Regions from separate parts of the Homo sapiens genome. Here region 2 is linked to region 1. The links are chromatin loops, found by intact Hi-C in ENCODE. Cell type or tissue: heart left ventricle. All regions are shown on one strand. Each heading gives the region's core, and the rest is flanking DNA. Links, peaks and the distances in the headings are about the cores only.

The links. Peaks named below come from ENCODE experiments on the same cell type or tissue, not always from the same donor. Only the 100,000 strongest peaks of a DNase experiment are listed, where the experiment ranks them.
Region 2: it touches region 1 in a loop (6-fold over the local background); 8 of 110 quality-filtered maps call a loop at or near these places.

Annotation. Positions count from the first base shown.
Region 1 is chr19:11,959,692-11,968,020 of GRCh38, reverse strand. ZNF763 (zinc finger protein 763) reads right to left here and starts at 2,981. Exons shown (of 4, transcript NM_001367172.2): 1 at 2,810-2,981. The coding sequence starts at 2,812. It also overlaps a transcript of ZNF69 not described here. RefSeq lists a silencer at 2,562-2,761 and enhancers at 2,913-3,207, 2,900-3,853. In heart left ventricle, for the core only: a CTCF peak has its summit at 3,963 (motif pointing left); DNase peaks (open chromatin) are centred at 2,620, 3,050, 3,370 and 3,920; H3K4me3 peaks cover 1,963 bases; H3K27ac peaks cover 1,730 bases.
Region 2 is chr19:11,883,441-11,891,769 of GRCh38, reverse strand. ZNF69 (zinc finger protein 69) reads right to left here and starts at 3,988. Exons shown (of 4, transcript NM_001364730.1): 1 at 3,784-3,988. The coding sequence starts at 3,846. RefSeq lists an enhancer at 3,742-3,791. In heart left ventricle, for the core only: a CTCF peak has its summit at 3,552; DNase peaks (open chromatin) are centred at 3,699 and 4,029; H3K4me3 peaks cover 1,740 bases; H3K27ac peaks cover 1,137 bases.

The DNA.
Region 1 (8,329 bases), core at 235-8,234:
CCACAACGACAGAACATCCGGATGTCCCAATACTCATAATAGTATGTGCTTTCAAGATAATTATAGTTATGTTTTAATGCACTTGTGTGCTAAAAGGTAAAGGATAGTTTTCTTTAAATCAACAGAGTAATAAATTTTGTGACGCTGTCAGCCCACATGCACGTAGGCACAGCTTAGTTTAGTCTTTACATAGACAAGACCCCTACATAACAAAAACTTAGACAGTATGTTCCTCCACTTGCTTTATGAGGATGCCCTACTCTGTAACAGAGAACATTCCTTCTTTTTCTTTTTTCTTTTTTTAAAAATAGAGACAGGGGCCGGACATGGTGGCTCACGCCTGTAATCCCAGCACTTTGGGAGGCCGAGGTGGGTGGATCACGAGGTCAGGAGATTGAGACCATCCTGGCTAACACGGTGAAACCCCGTCTCTACTAAAAATACAAAAAATTAGCCGAGCGTGGTGGCGGGTGCCTGTAGTCCAGCTACTCGGGAGGCTGAGGCAGGAGAATGGCGTGAACCCGGGAGGTGGAGCTTGCAGTGAGCCGAGATCGCGCCACTGCACTCCAGCCTGGGCAACAGAGCGAGACTCCGTCTCAAAAAAAAACAAAATAGAGACAGGGTCTTGCTGTGTTAGCCAGGTTGGTCTTCAACTCTTTCTTGTTTATTTTGTTTTTGTTTTTTGAGATGGGGTCTCACTCTGTTACCCACACTGGAGTGCAGTGGCGAGTCCTCGGCTGGGCTGCAACTTCTGCCTCCTGGGTTCAAGTGATTCTCCCACTTAAGCCTCCCAAGTACCTGCGACTACAGGCACAGGCCACCACACCCAGTTAATTTTTGTTATTTTTGGAAGAGAAGAGGTTTCGCTATGTTGCCCAGGGTGGTCTCGAACTCTTGACCTCAAGTGATCCTCCCGCCTTGGCCTTGAAAAGTGCTTGAATTACAGGCCTAAGCCATCATGCTGGCCCAGAGTAGCTTTCAATAAACTCTCTACACACTGTACATTGCGACTTGTCTTGAATTCCTTCCTGTGTGAGATCCAAGAACCCTCTTGGGGTCTGATGAGGACCTCTTTTCCTGGTAATATAAAGCCAGAACTTAACTTCCAATTTTGGAGGACTGAGTCCTTTTCTCTAGAGTCTGTGTTTTTCCTGTTTGGGCCATTGCTATCTTTCTGCTTGAATAAACTCTTCCAGCTGAAATCTGAACCTTTCGATTATTTCGGAGTGACAAGTCCAAATAAGGCAACTGCATCTCTGCAACCAATCAAGCATTTATCTCATTTGTCTCCTCATGTACCTTATAAAAGCCCAGTCTTCAACCTGCAAACTTAAAAACATACCTTGCGGCCAGGCGAGGTGGCTCACATCTGTAATCCCCGCACACTGGGAGGCCGAGGCAGGTGGATCACTTGAGGTCAGGAGTTTGAGAATAGCCTGGCCAACATGGTGAAGCCCAATCTTTACTAAAAATACAAAAATTAGCCAGGCATGGTGGTGCATGTCTGTAATCCCAGCTACTCAGGAAGCTGAGGCAGGAGAATTGCTTGAACCCAGAAGGCAAAGGCTGCTGTGAGCCGAGATCCAGCCATTGCACTCCAGCCTGGGCGACAGAAGGAGATTCTGTCTCAAACAAAAACAAAAACAAACAAAGTACCTTCCCAGTTAAGTGAAGTGACTGGCTCTTGGCCAAGGGAACCCCCAAAAAACCCTGAAAATTGAGTGCCTCTGTATGACAGGATGGCAGGTGAGACAGGTCTCCTTATACCCTCTCCCTTTAGGAGTTTACATGCAGCAACTGACGCACATTCATGTAAAAACAGACATTATCTGACTGGAAAAACAGACTCCTTGTGGCAAGAAGATACCAAATTACAAACAAGACCTAAGGCCACGCAAGGTAAGGGTAAGTCATGCCTTGGAATTCATAAAATCTCGAGAAACAGGTCTGTTTTTTGGCTGGGATGGAATCAAGTGGCAGATAACAGACCCCCTTCCTTCAGCATTCCTTCCTACCTCCTCCAAACTTTAGACAAACTTCACACTCTCAATCAACTGCCACCTACAGAATCCCTCAACCACCTGTGCCTTCTAACCCCCCTTCCACAGGTCCCGCCCTTTCTGCCAATGGAACTTACACCTTCCAGGCACTGATTCATGATTTTCCCTGCAATTCCTGTCTCTCTGAAATGAATAAAACCAAATTGTCTTGAGCCGCCTCGGGACCACTCACTATAGGCTTCTTGGGGTTGTGTTTCCCTTGCCAAGGTCTCTCCTATTTGGCTACGAATAAACTTTATTTTACATTGTTTGGCTTTTTCAGTTGACAAACCACAAGCCAGGACTGGGTGGTTCTCATTACTGAATTGCTGTTTGCTCAAATGAACTCTTTAATTGTTAATGTACTTCAGTTTAATTTTTAACAGGAGAAAGTGGGAACTGGGGGCCCCACAGACCACTGCTCCTCCCACGCACGAACCCTACACACGAGTCAGGATTTCCCCCATGACCCTCTCGTGGCTTCCGCATAATCTGGGGAGACGCGGGGCTGCGGGCGCGGAACTGCCCAGAGAGGGCTCCGGGGCGGGGCCGCAGTCACCGCGCAGGGACAGGACAGGACACCCGGGGTCCCGGCTGCCAGCCCAGCCCCATCCAGCGGCCGAGGGGACCGAGGGCCGAGCAGCTCCAGGAGGACTCGGTCCCAGACCCTGGAGTCGCCCGCAGGGAGGCCCGGGTCCCGCCGCAGCCGGTTCCGGCCGGTTCCAGGCAGCCTCTACCCCGTCTCGGGACAACCGGCTATGCACACGCACCATTTCCTGGCTTTCAGATGTCCTGGGGTCCTCTCTACAGCTCCTGTGACTACAGAAGGGCACAGCGCAGGAGACAGAGCGATAGAAACCTGGGTAGAGGTACCAGGTCCCTCTCGGGGATGGATACAGCGGATATCAACCACCGGCTGCGCAAGGACAAAGGTGAGGACAGGAATGCGACCCACTCTGTGCCTGGATAAACAATGGGCAGGGCCCTGCCCCGGCACCTCTGATTGGATGGAATGCTAGGCCCCGCCCCTCACTTCTGAGTGACAGCGGAAGCCTTGGGTATCAGGCCCGGCAGAGCCAGACTGACTTGACGGATTCTAGCCACAGCTTCTCTAAGGGCGAGGTGCTTCCTGTACTCTGATTATTGGATATTTGCATTTCAGCCAGACTTGCTACAGATATAAGAGAACACTAGCGTCTTCCTCACTCAAGGGATTTTCCCCGCTCCTTCGTTCTGCACGGGGTCACAGGAGTGTGCAGGGAATTTCAGACTCAGTGTCCATAGGAGCCATCTGCTGGCCTCAGAGCAGCAGGGGAACCGAGACCAGGCCAGGCACGACTGCATCAGGAGAGGCACATGTCCTTGAGCGGGCCGGAATTGGGAATGAGGCATGGCCAAGCCTTGCTCACACACCCCCATCCCCTCCTCACAGTGTGAAAATGCTCCCTGCTTCCAGATCTTCATTTTCACCAGCAGGAAACTCTCACCTGGGGTTAATTTAACCTTCTGACCTAAATAAACTGTCAACTTCATGAACCCTTTATCCAGGTGTCGCCCCCAAACAATTCTGTCTCTAGCCTGATATTCACACATTCTCTTTATATATACAAACAACTCTGCCTCCAGCGACCCCATGCGTGTCAAACCCCAAACCCTGCCCAGAAGACAGCCCCAGGCTCCAGAGGTACAACACCAGAAAGGACAGAACCCCACAAAGGCGTCTGCACGTCTCTTCTGCTTTCCAGGGCTCTGCAGCTTCTCGGAATCCACACTCCTTCTGGAGCTGCTCTGAGCGGCTGGAGGCCACTTGTAGGGGAGGGCGGGCTGCCCGGGAAGACCCCAGGGAATCTCTCTTTCTCTTCCTTTGCAGGATCCACACTGGCCTCGGCGTGGAGTCACTGGCCTGGGGCTCTGCTGCCCCCTGCAGGTTATTCAGCTACTTCTCACCCGACTGATCAGTTCCATGAGACAAACACCCTCAAACCCCTGCTCTCCTCCTATGTTTATGTATAAAATGGGCGAGGAAAATTCTAAGATAACTTAAGTGCATTTAAAAGACTTTCAGATCGCGGTGGAGGTGGCAGCTGAGGGTCCCCTGATCAGTGACACTGCAGCAACTCCAGGCCTGGAGAGAGGGTGGAGAGCTGGAGCTGGATGTGGACAGGTGGAGGGAGCTACTCTGGGAACTGGGCTCTACAGCAGCGCGGATCTAGGGCCCGGAGCCCGGGAGAGCAGAGATGGGGGCTCCCGGGACAGGACGCTTGGGGAGAAGAGAGTCGGGCGGTTTCCATGGGACGGGGGTGCTGTGGCAGCTGGTGTGGGCCTGTGGCTATCATAACTAAGCCCGATTGGGACGTGAAAACTTGGATTCCGTGGGAATTTATGAAGAGGAAGGCTCTGATGACAAAGAAGTCATTGATGAGGAGGGGGAAGAGAGTCACCGGCAAGCTCACCCCCTTATGGAAAGAAAAGTGAACGCTCAACCACTGCTGCAAAATGGGGTCAAAGGATGAGAGTATCACTGTGAGGGAATAAACTGCTGCATAACTCTGAGAGATTGCAAAAACCTTTCAACAACAGCCTGGGAGGCCGGATACCATGGCTCACGCCTGTAATCCCAACATTTTGGGAGGCCAAAGTGGGAGGAGCACTTGAAGACAGAAGTTGGAGATCACCCTGAGCAGTGAAGTGAGACCCTCCCAACTCCATACATCTTTGTTTAGAATTAGCCTGGAGAGGTGGTGTGTACCTATAGTCTCAGCTAGTCAGGAGGCTGAGGCAGGAGGATCACTTGAGCCTCAAAGTTTGAGGCTGCTGTGAGCTATGATCAGGCTACTGCACTTCAGCAAGACACTGTCTCAAAACACACACACACACACACACACACACACACTCTCTCTCTCTCTCACCAAACTACCTGGGGAAACCCTGACCCCCTTGGATGGTCTAATTGTAAAACATAACAGGTGGTGATATTTCCTCATCGACTGGATCATTCCGCCACATAAGAGGCTTGGCCTACTGAGGATTTACCAGGCAGGATGACCTCCTTGCAGTCAATGGAAAAAGCCCCTGGTGAAACCATCCCTTTAAACTTTATCAAATTCATCAGGGAGGATGGGAGGAGGAAAACTTAAACCAAGCTTGCAGCACCTTCAGCATTAATCATTAAGTCAGCTTGTTCTCTGACCTTCCTCATATTTGTTTCATACCTAGTGTCCTAGAATCCCACAGACCCTAAATGATAGTTCCGGTTAACTGCTCTATAGATACCAACTTGAACATTAGATGTTCTCCCTTTGAAATATATCTGTTTCAGGGCTGGGAGTATTGGTCCATGACTGTAATCTCAGCACTTTGGGAGGCTGAGGTGGGGGGGGGTCACTTGAGCCTGGGAGTTCAAGAACAGCCTGGGCAATATAGTGAGACTCCATATGTACAAAAAAATTTAAAAACAGTCGGGCATGTTGGCATGTGCCTTTATTCCCAGCTACTTGGGAGGCTAAGGCAGGAGGATCCCTTGAGCCCAGGAGTTTCTGCAGTGAGCTATGATCCCACCACTGCACTCCAGCCTGGGAAACAGGACATGGAGATGAAACCAGAAAGTCTTGTATTGAACAAGTGCTGGCAGTATATAATGCTTTCCAGCAGGTAGAATCCTTAAGAAAGAATCTTTCTCTCACTATGAGAGTGGGAGTATCATGCCCGGCTAATTTTTTGTATTTTTAGTAGAGACAGCGTTTCACCATGTTGTCCAGGCTGGTCTTGAACTCCTGAGCTCAGGTGATCCACCCCCCTCAGCCTCCCAAGTGCTGGGATTACAGGTGTGAGCCACCACGCCCGTCCTCCCACTAAGTTTCGTTCATTTGGCCGAGCACAGTTTCTTACGCCTTAATCCCAGCACTGGGGTGGCCAAGGCAGATAGATCGCTGGAGACCAAAATCTTGGGCTATGACCACCCTGGGCAACATAGTGAGACCTAGTTTCTATTTATTTTTATTTAAAAAAGAAAACAATATATATGTGTGTGTGTGTGTGTGTGTGTGTGTGTGTGTGTGTAAAAGAGGCCAAGCGTGGTGGTTCACGCCTATAATCCTAGCACTTTGGAAAGCCGAGGCAGGTGGATCACCTGAGGTCAAGAGTTCGAGACCAGCCTGGCCAACATGGTGAAACCCCATCTCTAACTAACAATACAAAAATTATCCAGATGTGGTGGCACGCACCTGTAATCCCAGCTACTCTGGAGGCTGAGGCAGGAGAATCCCTTGAACTCAGGAGGCAGAAGTTGCAGAGAGTTGAGATCGCGCCATTGTACTCCAGCCTAGGCAACAGAGCACAAACTCCATCTCAGAAAAAGAAAAAGAAAGTTTCCTTTTTGTCCCTAGCTGTTAGGCTATCACTACTATTACCAGCAGTTTCCTGTGAAGCAAACCTATTCTCACAATGGGTCCAAGAGGAAAAGCAGAAAATTTGGAGACATTCCAGGTAGATCCAAATGCAGCACTTGTATGACAGTATATGGTTAATGTGAGGACTCTTGGGGTGACTTAGCTCAGGCTAGTATAACAAAACACCATGGACTCAGTTTCTTAAACAGCAGAAATTTGTTTCTCACAGTTCTGGAGCTTGGGGAATCCAAAATCTTGCTGCCAGCAATTTTGTTCCTAGTGAAGGCTATCTTCCTGGCTTGCAGCTAGATGCCTTCTTGCTTTGTCCTCACATGTTGGAGAGACAGAGTTCTCTCTCTCTCTCACTAATCCCATTATGAGGGCCCTCTTTTATAAATGTTATGTGATATCCTAAAAGGTTCGTCGTGTCCAAATATGACCGTGTTGGGGTTTAGGGCTTGTACATATAAATTTTGTTTTTAAGACAGGGTCTCCCTCTGTGGCGCTGGCTGGTTTTAAATTCCTGGGCTCAAGGGATCCTCCTGCCTCGGCCTCCCAAAGTGCTGGGATTACAGGTGTGAGTCACCACACCTGGCCTCTAAGTATATATTTCGAGGAGAGTAAATGCAAGACATGCCAAGGGGCAAATGGAAGTCTATAAAAGAGGCTTTGGAGACAATGTAATCAGACAGGACTTTATCACATAGCAGATGGGGAGCAAGAGTCAAGGAATGAGGTCCAATTTCAGAATGGCAGAAAGAAGGGACATCGAGGTAGCTGTATGACTGTATGAAGGAGCAAAATGCATGCCAGGGCCACTACATGGTAAATTATTTTAATTAGGTAAAAAATGAGAATAAGAAAGAAAAACAAGTAGTCATAATGAAAATGAAAAACAGAATAACCTTGGTTAGTATGCAGTTGTTAAAGATTTTAAATAAAATATTTGTCAGAAACATGTACAGATATCTTGGTTTAAAAAAAAAAAAAAACCGCTCATTGCTGAGCGTGGTGGATCATGTCTGCAATCCTAGCACCTTGGGAGGCGAAGGCAGGAGGATTCATTGAGCCCAGGAGTTTGAGACCAGCCTGGGCAAAACACTGAGACCCCTGTCTCTACAAAAAACTTTTAAAAATTATCTGGGCAGAAAGCTGAGGTGAGAGGATTGCTCAAGCCTAGGAGCTTAATGCTGCAGTGGGCAGTGAGTGGCCACACCACTGCACTCCAGCTGGGCTACAGAGCAAGGTTGTCTCAAATTAAAAACAAGAAAACAAGAGACGGGCGCAGTGGCGCACGCCTGTAATCCCAGCACTTTGGGAGGCCAAGGCGGGCAGATCACGAGTTCAAGAGATTGAGACCATCCTGGCCAACATGGTGAAACCCCATCTCTACTAAAAATACAAAAATTAGCTGGGGGTGGTGGTATGCGCCCCGGGACGCTAAGGCACGAGAATTATTTGAACCTAGGAGGCAGAGGTTGCAGTGAGGTGAGATCACGCCACTGAACTCCAGCCTGGACAACAGAGCCAAACTCTTGTCTAAAAAAAAAAAAAAGAAAAAAAAAACACTACAAATTAGTCAAATGTAAGAGGATGACTGGGAACTGCAACACAGAAGATGAAAGATCATATAGGAAAAATGCTCAACCAATGGCAACCAGTGAAAAAATACATAATCTTACAGAGATTCTACTTAAGAGTAGATGGGCAACAAAAAGTGAGTTAGATAATTCAAAGTGTTGACAAATCACAAGAATAAAGACACGTGCATGAAAGGTGAGATGGTTAATTCAGAAGTTACATTCATACTCTATCGACATTTCATAGTAAATTTGAATTTATCCATAATCTACAAGCCAGCAATTATTTCCAATTAGGGACAAAAACAAGAAGAGTACTATC
Region 2 (8,329 bases), core at 203-8,202, 76 kb after region 1:
TGAAGATGCCTGCAAGTATCCTTACACTCCCACAACAACAGAATGTCCTGATGTCCCAATACCCATAACAATATGTGCTTTCAAGATAATTATAGTTGTTTTAATGCACTTGGGTGCTAAAATGTAAAGGATAGTTTTCTTTAAATCAATAGAGTAATAAATTTTGTGATGCTGTCAGCCCCCATGCAGGTAGGCACAGCTTAGTTTAGTCTTTACATAGACAAGATCCCTACCTAAGAAAAACTTAGTACATTCCTCCACTTGCTTTATGAGGATGCCCTACTCTGTAACAGAGAATCACTCTCTTCCTTCCTTCCTTCCTTTTTCTTCCTTCCTTCCTTCTTCCTTCCTTCCCTCCCTCCCTTCCTTTCTTTCTTTTCTTTTTTTTTTTTTTTAATACAGACAGGCTCTCACTGCATTGGCCAGCTGGGTCTTGAACGCTTGCCTCCCGAGTACGTGGAACTACAGGTGCAAGCCACCACACCCGGCTAATTTTTGTTATTTTTGGAAAAGATGGGGTTTCCCTATGTTGCCCAGGCTGGTCTCGAACTGCTGACTAGAAGTGATCCTCCTGCCTCGGCCTCCCAATGTGCTTAGAAAACAGATCTAAGCCATCATGCTGGCCCAGAGTAGCTTTCAACAAACTCCCTTCTCACTGCACTTTGTGACTCGTCTTGAATTCTTTCCTGTGTGAGATCCAAGAACTCTCTTGGGGTCTGATCAGGACCTCTTTTCCTGGTAATATAAGAAAGAACTTAACTTCTAATTTTAGAGTACTGAGTCCATTTCTCTGGAGTCTGTTTTTTTTCCTGAATGGGCCATTGCTATCTTTCTGCTTGAATAAACTCTTCAAACTGAAATCTGAACCTTTGAATTATTTCGGGCTGGCAAGTCCAAATAAGGCGACTGCATCTCTGCAACCAATCAAGCATTTATCTGGTTTGTCTCCTCATGTACCTTATAAAAGCTGAGGCTTCAACCTATAAACTAAAAATAAAAATCTATCTTCTGGCCTGGCGAGGTGGCTCACATCTGGAATCTCAGCACTTTGGGAGGCCGAGGCAGGTAGGTAACTTGAGGTCAGGAGTTCGAGAACAGCCTGGCCAACATGGTGAAACCCCATCTCTACTAAAAACACAAAAATTAGGCAGGCGTGGTGGTGCATGTGGGGAAAAGAGAGATCAGATTGTTACTGTGTCTACATAGAAAAGGAAGACATAAGAAACTCCATTTTGGTATGTACTAACAAAAATTGTTCTTCTTTGAGATGCTGTTAATCTGTAACTTTAGCCCCAACCCTGTGCTCACAGAAACCTGTGCTGTATTGAATCAAGGTTTAATGGATTTAGGGCTGTGCAGGATGTGCCTTGTTAACAATATGTTTGTAGGCAGTATGCTTGGTAAAAGTCATCACCATTCTCCATTCTCGGTTAACCAGGGGCACAGTGCACTGCGGAAAGCCGCAGGGACCTCTGCCCAACAAAGCCTGGGTATTGTCCAAGGTTTTCCCCCACTGAGACAGCCTGAGATCCGGCCTCGTGGGAAAGGAAAGACCTTACCATCCCCCAGCCTGACACCCCTAAAGGGTCTGTGCTGAGGAGGAATAGTGAAAGAGGGAGGCCTCTTTGCAGTTGAGATAAGAGGAAGGCTTCTGTCTCCTGCTCGTTCCGGGGAATGGAATGTCTCTGTGTAAAGCCGACCATTCATTCTATTCTGAAATAGGAGAAAACCGCCCTGTGGGAGGCAAGATATGCTGGCAGCAATACTGCTCTGTTACTCTTTGCTACACTGAGATATTTGCATAAAGTGAAACATAAATCTGGCCTACCTGCACATCCAGGCACAGTATCTTTCCTTGAACTTATTCATGATACAGGTTCCTTTGCTCACATGATTCCCTGCTGACCTTCTCCCCACCATCACCCTGTTGTCCTGCCACACTCCCCTCGCCAAGATAGTAAAAATAGTGATCAATAAATACTGAGGGAACTCAGAGACCAGCGCCGGTGCAGGTCCTCGCATGTTGAGCGCCGGTCCCCTGGGCCCACTGTTCTTTCCCTATACTTCGTCTCTGTGTCTTATTTCTTTACTCAGTCTCTTGTCTCTACCTGACAAGAAACACCCACAGGGGTGGAGGGGCAGGCCCCCTTCAGGTGCGTGCCTGTAATCCCAGCTACTCAGGAGGCTGAGGCTAGAGAATTGCTTGAATCCGGAAGGTGGAGGTTGCAGTGAGCCGAGATTGAGCCATTGCACTCCAGCCTGAGTGACAGAAGGAGACTCTGTTTTAAATAAAAACAAAAACAAAGTACCTTCCCAGGTAAGTGAAGTGACCGGCTCTTGGCCAAGGGAACCCCCAAAAAACCCTGAAAATTGAGTGCCTCTGTATGACAGGATGGGAGGTGAGACAGGCCTCCTTATACCCTCTCCCTTTAGGAGTTTACATGCAGCAACTGACGCACATTCATGTAAAAACAGACATTATCTGACTGGAAAAACAGACTCCTTGTGGCAAGAAGATACCAAATTACAAACAAGACCTAAGGCCACGCAAGACAAGGGTAAGTCACACCTTAGAATTCATAAAATCTAGAGAAACAGGTCTGTTTTTTGGCTGGGATGGAATCAAGTGGCAGATAACAGACCCCCTTCCTTCAGCATTCCTTCCTACCTCCTCCAAACTTTAGACAAAGCTTCACACTCTCAACCAGCTGCCACCTACAGAATCCCTCAACCACCTGTGCCTTCTAACCCCCCTTCCACAGGTCCCGCCCTTTCTGTTTTTTGTTTTTGTTTTTGTTTTGAGACAGAGTCGCACTCTGTGCTGAGGCTGGAGTGCAGTGGCACTGTGTGGGCTCACTGCAACCTGTCTCCTGGATTCAAGTAATTCTCTTGTCTCAGCCTCCCGAGTAGCTGGGATTACAGGCGTCCACCATCACGCCCGGCTAGTTTCTTTTTTATATTTTTAGTAGAGACGGGGTTTCACCATGTTGGCCAGGCTGGTCTTGAACTCCTGACCTCAGGTGATCCGCCCGCCTTGGCCTCCCAAAGTGCTGGAATTACAAGCGTGAGCCACCGTGCCCGGCCAGGTCCCTCCCTTTCTGCCTAAGGAAATTACACCTTCCAGGCACTAATTCATGATTTTCCCTGCAATTCCTGTCTCTCTAAAATGAATAAAACCAAACTGTCTTGAGCCGCCTCGGGACCACTTACTCCAGGCTTCTTGGGGTTGTTTTTCCCTCGGCCAAGGTCTCTCCTATTCGGCTCCGAATAAACTTCTTTATTTTACATAGTTTGGCTTTTTCCGTTGACAAACCACAAGCCAGGACTGGGTGTGTCTCATTCGTGAATCGCTGTTTGCTCAAATGAACTCTTTGTTAACGTTCCTCAGTTTAATTTTTAACAGGAGAAAAAGTGGACACTGGGGGCCCCACAGACCGCTGCTCCTCCCAAGCACGAACCCCACACCCGAGTCGGGATCACCCACATGACCCTCCCGTGGCCCCCGCACAATCTGGGTAGACGCGTGGCTGCGGGCGCGGAGCTGCCCATAGAGGGCTCTGGAACCGCAGTCGCCGCGCAGAGACGAGACAGGACGCCTGGTGTCCCGGCTACCGGCCCAGCCACACCGAGCAGTCGAGGGGACCGAGGGCCGAGCGGCTCCAGGAGGACTCGGTCCCAGATCCCAAAGTCGCCCGCAGGAAAGCCAGGGTCTCGCCACAGTCGGTTCCGGTCGGTCCAGGCAGCCCCTCCCCCGTCTCACGACACCCGGCCCCAGACACGCACCATTTCCTGGCTTTCAGATGTCCCGGGGTCCTCTCTACACCTCCTGTGACTACAGCAGGGCATAGCGTAGGTGACAGAGTGACAGAAGCCTGGGCAGAGGAACCAGGTCCCTCTCGGGGCTGGAAAGACCGGATCCCAGCCGCAGCCCGCGCAGGGACAAAGGTGAGGTAAGGAATGCGACCCCCTCAGTGTCTGGAGGAACAGTGGGCAGGGACCCGCCACAATGCCTCTGATTGGATGGAATGCTAGGCCCCGCCCCCCATGTCTGAGTGACAGCGGAAGCCCTGGGTATCGGGCCCTGCAGAGCCAGACAGACGGATTCTGACCACAGCTTTTCCAAGGGCGAGCTCCTTCCTGCACTCTGGTTATTGGATATTTGCATTTCAGCCAAACTTGCTATTGATAGAGGAGAACACTAGCGTCTTCCTCACTCAAGGGACTGTCCCTGCTCCTTCGTTCTGCATGGGGTCACAGGAGTGTGCAGGGAATTTCAGATTCAGTGTCCACAGGAGCCATCTCCTGCCTCAGAGCAGCAGGGGAACCGAGACCAGGCCAGACACGACTGCGCCAGGAGGAGAGGCATATGTCTTGGAGCGGGCCGCAACTGGGGATGAGGCATGGCTAAGACTTGCTCTCACACCCCCATCCCCTCCTCACAGTGTGAAAATGCTTCCTCCTTCCAGATCTTCATTTTCACCAGCAGGAAACTCTCTCCAGGGGTTAAGTTAAGCTTTTGACCTAAATAAACTGCCAACTTCATGAACCCTTTATCCAGGTGACGCTCCCAAACATTTCTGTCTCTAGCCTGATCTTCACACATTTTCTTTTCTTTTTTTTTTGAGACAGAGCCTCGCTCTGTCCCCCCAGGCTGGAGTGCAGTGGTGCAATCTCCACTCACTGCAACCTCCGCCTCCTGGGTTCAAGTGATTCTCCTGCCTCAGCCTCCCCAGCAGCTAGGATTACAGGCACATGCCACCGCGCCTGGCTAATTTTTTGTATTTTTAGTAGAGACAAGGTTTCACCATGTTGACCAGACTGGTCTTGAACTCCTGACCTCAAGTGATCCACCCGCCTCGGCCACCCAAAGTGCTGGGATTACAGGCGTGAGCCACCGCGCCTGGCCCACATTTTCTTTATATATATGAATATCTCTGTCGGATATAAAATGCTTTAGGAATAAATTCTTGGTCCCACGAAGTAAAACTAGCACTTAGGGGAAAGTTTCATTTGTTTAGCAAGGCAATTTACTTCTGCAGAAGTGTGCCACTTGTGTCAATCAAGATCACAAGAGCACAGAGAACAAAGGTCACCGGGGGTTTTTTTATCCTTAATGCGGTCCCTATCTCTGTGTCACTCCTTCATGGGCTGGGGTTCGACCACACAATCTGAGCTGACCCGACTGGCTACTTGTACGTATTTTTCTAAATATAGAAGGAGAGGGGAACGTGAGGTACAGAGATGGAGCGTGTGAGACGTGCAGTTTCGGGGGAACAATGGGTACAGGTAACCAAGGGAACAGATGTGAGTTATTGATTAGAGCTGACGGGAAGGGGGTAGGCTGTTTTACAGTAACTAGGGGCAAGGAGGAACAGGAAAGTTGAGCTGGAGAACAAAAGACAAGGAAGTTAGCAGGCTAAGTCTTTGAAGAGAAACTCAGAGAGGCCAGGCGCGGTGGCTCACGCCTGTAATCGCAGCACTTTGGGAGGCTGAGGCGGGTAGATCACGAGGTCAGGAGATCGAGACCATCCTGGCTAACATGGTGAAACCCCGTCTCTACTAAAAAATACGAAAAATTAGCCAGTCGTGGTGGTGGGCGCCTGTAGTCCCAGCTACTCGGGAGGCTGAGGCAGGAGAATGGCATGAACCCAGGAGGCAGAGCTTGCAGTGAGCCGAGATCACGCCACTGCACTCCAGCCTGGGTGACAGAGTGAGACTCCGTCTCAAAAAAAAAAAAAAAAAGAAACTCAGAGAAATTTACTGTATGTTACAATTCCTCCCTTTTAATTTTCTTATGATTTTTTCTCTTTAAACTTTTTTAACGTGTTTTGGCTTTGCTGTTTGATTTGATCTTTTAAAAGGAAAAGCTTACTTGAATAAGGTGGAGGAGAACTAAGGGAGGTTTCAGTAAATGCTGTTCGTACAATCCTTTGTATTAGCCTACGGATGCATGGTATGACACAACGCCTAACAAGAATAAGTACACCTGTTACGACTGTAAAAGAAATAAGTATTGAGGCTATGATTCTTTATTGACTGAACTACTTTCCTAGCCATCTTGAAATAGGGTCATTGACTCCAGAAATTTTAGCTAATTCATTGGATAAAGCGGTAAGTCTTTGCAAGGCCTTTGTTATGCTCTCACTGGGGGCAGTGTTGTTTGGAATGAAGGTACAACACTGGGTTTTAATCATAACACAAACTCCACCTTTTTTGGCTAATAACATGTCTGGAGCCATTCTGGTTTTTATTTTTTGAGATGGAGTCTCACTTCGTGGCCCAGGCTGGAGTGCAGTGGCACCATATTGTCTCACTGCAAGCTCTGCCTCCCGGGTTCACGCCATTCTCCTGCCTCAGCCTCCCCAGTAGCTGGGACTACAGGTGCCCGCCACTACGCCCGGATACTTTTTTTGTATTTTTTAGTAGAGACGGGGGTTTCACCATGTTAGCCAGGATGGTCTCGATCTCCTGACCTTGTGATCCGCCCACCTTGGCCTCCCAAAGTGCTGGGATTACAGGCATGAGCCACCGCGCCCAGTCAAGTGATTCTGTTTTCTTAAGCTATTTGGCTAGTAGGCCTTAACTGGTCAGCTGTTTTTTGATAAGATCCTTGGTGTAATTCATAAACTGCTGCTAATTATAATAGATGTAATTTATCGAAGCTACATTTTTATTAATAGTTATTCGGGGAAATATGGGTTTAAATCTTGCAGTTATTTGGTCTCAGGTTTTGAACTTGTTAGGCACTCCCCATGGGACTCTAATGGCCTTTATGTAAACTTGAGAGTCAAAAGACTTATAAGGGGCTTCTCTTATTTTTTGGTGTTGTGGCTTTTCTTTTTTTTTGGTTGATGAAATGCCAGTGTGAAAGGGATCGCCAATTGGACAAGAGCGCAAGTGCCGCTCCAGTTACTTGGCAGAGTATCCAGTAAAGGTCCACTACAATACCACCATACATCTGCTTGAGGATGACTAAGGGCAGACTGATGGGTAAGTTTTTGGAAGGGCTTAAGCTTATTGCATCTTGTTAAGCTTCTAAGGAACGCCAGATTCTCCCCTCGTCGTGAGAGACATGAGGTGAAATTGACGTCAGGAGAAGGAAGCTGAATGGCCTTTGGGGGCTGGCCTGCAGGTTGTTGGACTTCGGGATATAGCAGAGAGAGAGCTTGGCATGATTTGTTGCCCCAGGCTGTGGAATTTTGGAAAAGAGCTACCATACAGCCTATGCCTGGTCGGCTGAAGGGCTATCCTAGTGGAAAGGAAACAGTCTGGGCCTCTAGTCTGCCATGCATACAAGCGTAACAATTGCTTTTGTTCAATGTGCGGACGGAATATTGAATCCATTCCAACCAGGTATTTACATCTTGATATCCTGTTTTAATTGCTAGGGTTTGTCTTAAATCTTTTACTTCTACAATATTTACTTTAGTAGTATCATTAGGTAGAAAACAGGTGGCAGTCTGATTAGAAGAAAGCTTAGAAGGAGAAGAGAAGGAAGGGGGTGAAGAGAATGAAGGATTAATAAAACGCATTTCGAAAGATCTTATGAGGTCTGTGCTGGCCAAGTTGGCTCCTGTTCCATAGAAGTGACTTAAAGTAGGTTTAGGGTCAGTAGAGGTGGAAATTTGTATGGGATTACATTGATTATACTGGCAATTGGGGAGGTGCTTTTTTTAGTGAAATGAATGTATGGTTTTAAGGATATACAGCCACCTGCTGATGAGGTCTAGCCTTGACATTTGGTTGTCCATAGGACATCATTCTAGCTATGACAGACTTGTTTTCTTATATTTGTTAAGGAACAAGAGTCTTGGTAGGGGGGGCCTTTCACCTTAAAGGGGCAGAGATACTTTTCTGAGGCTGAGACTTGTCTTTGACTTTGGAGATCTTTACAGGGTATGACTAGACATAGCATTAAACGTGATAACTTGGGGTGAGTTTGATTGAGTTACATTAATGACAAGGTGGTCAGCATTGGAAGGGGAAAAGAAGAAAGAGTAATAGAATAGATGTAAGAGGTTAAATTTTTCTTAGCTTTAGTTTGAGGGGGTTTTCCCCTGGAATAATGGCCTACGACTTTGGGGGTGGCGGTGCTTTCTTGACTCGGGTGTGATGGGTCTATCCTTTCTCTGCTGTCCAGACTGCAGTTTCAATGGTGGGAAGTACTAGGCCAGCTCCTCAGGCCGGTGTTGACGCACTGGGAACTCCAGGAGCCGCACCTGTACTGGAAAATTGTGAGTTTTGAGGGAAGAGAAAGTGGAAGATAAACCAAGTATGTAGGAATGTTGGCAGTGGATTGCTTTGAGAGGTAGTTTGGATTAATAGGAAG